Linked DNA regions of Mus musculus: region 2 is linked to region 1. Evidence: chromatin loops called from intact Hi-C (ENCODE). Cell type or tissue: left cerebral cortex. All regions are shown on one strand.

What was found. A loop is a pair of places that touch in the nucleus more often than their neighbours do. Peaks named below come from ENCODE experiments on the same cell type or tissue, not always from the same donor. Only the 100,000 strongest peaks of a DNase experiment are listed, where the experiment ranks them.
Region 2: a loop joins it to region 1, with 5 times the contacts of the local background. A loop is called at or near these places in 1 of 42 quality-filtered maps.

The regions. Positions count from the first base shown.
Region 1 is chr17:28,872,994-28,875,493 of GRCm38, forward strand. All of the region lies in intron 1 of Pnpla1 (patatin-like phospholipase domain containing 1), which reads left to right. Among named protein-coding and RNA genes, the nearest start is that of Pnpla1, 16 kb to the left of the region's middle. In left cerebral cortex, no CTCF peak of the experiment used is centred here; DNase peaks (open chromatin) are centred at 1,394 and 1,969; H3K27ac peaks cover 1,808 bases.
Region 2 is chr17:28,743,100-28,745,599 of GRCm38, forward strand. It overlaps Mapk14 (mitogen-activated protein kinase 14), which reads left to right. Exons shown (of 12, transcript NM_011951.3): 11 at 1,884-2,057. Among named protein-coding and RNA genes, the nearest start is that of Mapk13, 25 kb to the right of the region's middle. In left cerebral cortex, a CTCF peak has its summit at 1,032 (motif pointing left); DNase peaks (open chromatin) are centred at 200, 730 and 2,194; H3K27ac peaks cover 1,556 bases.

The DNA of each region.
Region 1 (2,500 bases):
CCCATTTCCCTCTCCCCCTCTCCCTCTTCCCCTCTCCCTCTCTCCCTCTCCCCCTCCCCATTTCCCCTCCCCCTCCTCCCTCCTCCCTCCCCCCTCACTTCTCTCTCTGAGACGGGGTCTTCCATGTGAGCATGGCTGGAGAACTCTCTATGTAGACCTGTAAAGTAACTTTTGCTAACCTGATGTAATTGTCTTCTTACGTCGATTTGCTAACCCAGGCCTACCTAGTCCTGGAAGCTTCTAGCCTCTGTACAAACTAATCTAGGCCTAGAATGTTTTCAGCCTCTGAGACTTGCCACTGAATAAGCTCACCATTTCTAGCTCTTTCTGAGCTCTGGCTGGCTGGTTCAACTCAGCTGTTCTTGCTCAAACTCTTCTCCAAGCTGACTGATCCAATCTGGCTTCTGACTGAATTGCTCTGCTCTGCCTCATACTAACTCTGGCAATCTCTTCTAATCTTCTGGCTCCTTCTCCTTCTCTGGCTCATCCTGTCTCCACCTGTGTCTAGCTTGTTCTCTCTCTGCAATCATCTGTGTAAAACTCTCCCGGTAAAACTGCTTCCTCTCTTTTTCTCTCTGTGTTCTCTTTCTTAAACAGACTCTCTTTCCTTCTGTTCACGTGAGAGTTAAGCATATACTATTCTGTCAAATCTTTCTCTGATTTGTCACTTTGTCTACCACTCAAATAGACATCACTTTCAAACATGGCTGCTTCCTTCTACAAACTCACTTTACCTTCATCGTTTGGGAGTAAAGGTGCGGATTAAAGCTATGTCTGTATTGCACCCAGAGGGATTAAAGGTGTGTGCTAAGGGCCTACACCACAACTAGAAGTAGGAATCTCAGGGTTCACGGTGTGATCAAATAGCCTTCAACAGTGACCAGATTCAATTTGAACTTGAAGCAACCCTCCTGCCTCTATCTCCAGTGCTCTGGGATGACCAGCATGAGCCATCAGAACTGCTAATGGTTGACTCCACAAAAGGAAGTTTGTTAGACCTGGTTACTTATCCATTTCCCCTCCTTACTACCAAAAAAGCTGGGGGAGAGTGAGAGAGGAGGGAAAGACAGTGAGGGAGGAGGGAGAGACAGTGAGAGAGGAGGGAGAGACAGTGAGGGACCCCAAGAACAGACACACAGGGACCCACAAGGACAGACACACAGGGACCCCAGGGACAGACACACAGGGACCTCGAGGTTGGACACACACACAAACCAGGAGGGAAGCAAGAAGATGCAGAGAGACAGACGACCTTTCGGTTTGTGCCTGCTTTAAGCATCAAGGAAGAATTTTAAGCCAAACTCCCCCAGGCTGAGAGAAACCAGTTGCCTCCCTGCCTCCCTCTGGTTTTGTGTGTGTGTGTGTGTGTGTGTGTGTGTGTGTGTGTGTGTGGTACACAGCTGATTTCCAGACTGAACCATTTTCAGCTGCATGGATCCTGGAAATGTCAGGGCTATTTCCATTCTCCTCATCCCTGTCACTCCCCTCCCTGTTGACTAGGAATGAATCCTGTTCTAAAGCTGAAGTTAAAGCAGGCACTTGAAGCCTGACTCGTGCAGACCTTTGACCTCTCATGCCCACTTCACTCATGCCCACTTCTAGTGGATAGTCCGGCACAGGTAGAGAATATAGCATGGGTTGTTCTTCTTGTGTGTGTGTTTAAGTATTTATATATATATCGTTTTTTCGAGACAGGGTTTCTCTGTATAGCCCTGGCTGTCCTGGAACTCACTTTGTAGACCAGGCTGGCCTCGAACTCAGAAATCCACCTGCCTCTGCCTCCCGAGTGCTGGGATTAAAGGCATGTGCCACTACACCCGGCAACAAAGGTTTTAAAATGGTTCATCCGATGGCATACATCTGTCATCCCAGCACTAGGAAACTGGCAGAAGGGAGATTAAGAGTTCAAGGTTGTTCTTGGCTACATAGTGAGTCTGAGGTCAGCCTCCGTTACAGGAAACCAGTTCCCAGAAGCGCATACCTCCGTGGTAATCTGTCTTCTGGGTGACCTTGGTGGCCACTTGCCAGGTTGTTTTCTAACCTGCCAGCTGGTCACCTCCCTCCCTAGAGGGAAGGTGCTGAGTACACATGTCTGTACATGGCAAGGCTGACACTGCCGGGCTTGCTACTCCCAGGAAGGAGAAGGAGCAGTCCATGTTCGGAGCAAAGCCTGGGGTCCCTATCGTGTAAGGCAACTGTGATCTGGGTGTGGGTGAGGGGTGGCTTGGCATCAGAAAAAAAAACGAGACAACAGCAAACCAACATTGCCTGACTGTGTGACCTCAGGCAAGGCGCTTTTCCCTGCCTCAGTTTCTCTACCTGTCCAACGCCACTCTAGCATTAGCAGTCTCTAGGATTAGACCAGTAACGTATAATCCACGAACTATAAAATGCAATAGGAATAAGCTGTCCTTTTGTCTCTAAATTGCTGTGTGTGACTCTGGGCAAATCAGTTGCCTTCTCTGTGTGTCTGCCGCCAGGCACTAGAATGAATGCCAGA
Region 2 (2,500 bases), 130 kb before region 1:
CTGGGGTCTCTGTGATCTCTAATCTTTCCATGTTGATTCCACCCCTGAATCCTCACCAGCAGATGTGCGGTACACAGTGTCTGAGTCTTCTCTGATGGAGCTGGTAGAGATCCCCATTTAGACACTGAGAAGAGCTGCCTTACAGGAGTGAATCCAGGCTGCTGGAGACTAAAAGGAGGCTCTGGCCCATCTGGTGCTCTTCACAGCCTGCTCACATCCAAACGTGCCTGGCAGCCCATTGCCAAGTGCTGGTCAGAAGGAACATGCTGTTACCGATTGCTAGCCTAGCCGTCCCCAACAGGCTGCACACCAGCGATATAAATATTAACAGCCCTGTTGTCGGTCACAGGCTTCGCATCACTGCTAGCCTCAAGACACAGCTGAGAACTTCACATTGCCCTTTGATCTTAGAGTGTCTATTTATGTCTGCCTCCATACTTGAAAAGTCTTGTTCTTACTTCTGACCTTGTTCCTCATCTAAGTGCTTTGATCCTGAGGACGTGGACCTCTTTTTACCCCAGGGTAGCAGGCACCCACTCATTCATGTTCAGTATAAAGTCAGCGGATTTGTAGAACGTGAGGATTTGTATCCAGGAAGTCCACCAGTGCTTCAGTGTTGAAGACAGAGTCATGTGGCCTGTTGTGCCACCATGCTCACTGTCTGCAGTGCTAGGTTTAGATCCAAGGCCTTATGCACACTTTGCAAACTTTACTGGCTATATCCCAGCCCTCCTCCAGCACTCTAAAACTGGAGAGCCAGCGTATGCATGTTTGCTGTTTCCTCTGTACCCTCAAAGCCTGCGTTTCTGTGGATAACTGGTGTTCAGGCTACAGGGTACATAATCACTCAGAGGAGCAGAGGTATAGCATCTCTTCAGGAAGTTCTCCTCGACACCCATGGAGCCTTCCACGCTGAAGAAATCATCTGGAGCTGTAGAGATGGCCAACGGGGCCCTTGGTCTGAGTCCCTGCACCAACAGGATGCCTCACAACTGTCTTTAATTACACTTACAGAGGATCCAGCGCCCTCTGCTGGCTTTTAGATTTTCAGCCAGCAGGCATGCACTGTAGTGGAGACATACTTAAAACTTAAATCTAGCTGGGCGTGGTGGCGCACGCCTTTAGTCCCAGCACTCAGGAGGCAGAGGCAGGCGGATTTCTGAGTTCGAGGCCAGCCTGGTCTACAGAGTGAGTTCCAAGACAGCCAGGGCTACACAGGGAAACACTGTCTCGAAAAACAAACAGAAAAAAAAACCTTAAATCTAAAAACTTGTGGAGTTTATTTCTGTTTTACTTTTGGGAGAGAAAAAACCTGGAAGCCATTATTGAAAGTAACTGATAATCACCAGGAGACAAACCATCTCCCCATATTATTCACTTGGGGAGAAACGGGGAAGAGCTCAAGATGCCAACCACCTTAGCTCAGCATAAATGGAGCTCCTGGCTGTGGTGCCCCAGGTCACAGCATCACCTGTGGCATGGTCTCACCCAGTATGCCTAATTTCACTCTTACCAACAATTGAGGTGGTAAATGTAAAGACTAGAGAGAAATGGGAGAGAGTGCACACAGCATAAGGAGAGGGGAAGGAAGCCTCCATGGTGGTGTGCCACACCTGCAGTGTCCACAAATGAAAACCAAGGTGGATGGAGAAGGAGAGCTGGGGGGTAGGAGGGGGTGTTTGTTTATTATTCTGGGTTTCAAACCCAGAACCTCAGTAATGTTTTTAAAATGTGCCATAGGCATTCAATGCGTACATGGAGGGAAGGGGTTACATGCAGAAGCAGACACCTTAAAGGATGCTTTGTGTGGATGTGAAAGGTGCTTGGAACTTGCACAGTGGTGGCACTGATGTCATGTGTTTTCCTCTTTTCTGGTGTGACAGCTGTCGACCTACTGGAGAAGATGCTCGTTTTGGACTCAGATAAGAGGATCACAGCAGCCCAAGCTCTTGCGCATGCCTACTTTGCTCAGTACCACGACCCTGATGATGAGCCTGTTGCTGACCCTTATGACCAGTCCTTTGAAAGCAGGGACCTTCTCATAGATGAGTGGAAGAGTGAGTCCAGGGCAGGCTAGCGTGGGCTTTGAGCTTGCTTTCATTTTATTCATGTTTTGTTTGTTTTCTGAGCCAGGGTTTTTCTCTGTGTAGCCACTCAGAGGAACTCACTTTGTAGATCAGGCTAGCCTTAAACTCAGAGATCCATCTGTCTGTGCCTTCCGAGTGCTGAGATTAAAAGCATGTGCTACCAAGTCCCGTTTATGTAATATTTTTTAACAGTGCTGGAGATTGGACCTAGGACTCACACATATTTCCAACATACCTATGATCCCAGCACTTGGGAATCAGATTAAAAGTTTAAGGTTAAAAAAAAAAACAGACTGAAGCCGGGCATTGGTGACGCACGCCTTTAATTCCAGCACTGGGGAGGCAGAGGCAGGTAGATTTATGAGTTCGAGACCAGCCTGGTCTACAGAGTGAGTTCCAGGATAGCCAGGGCT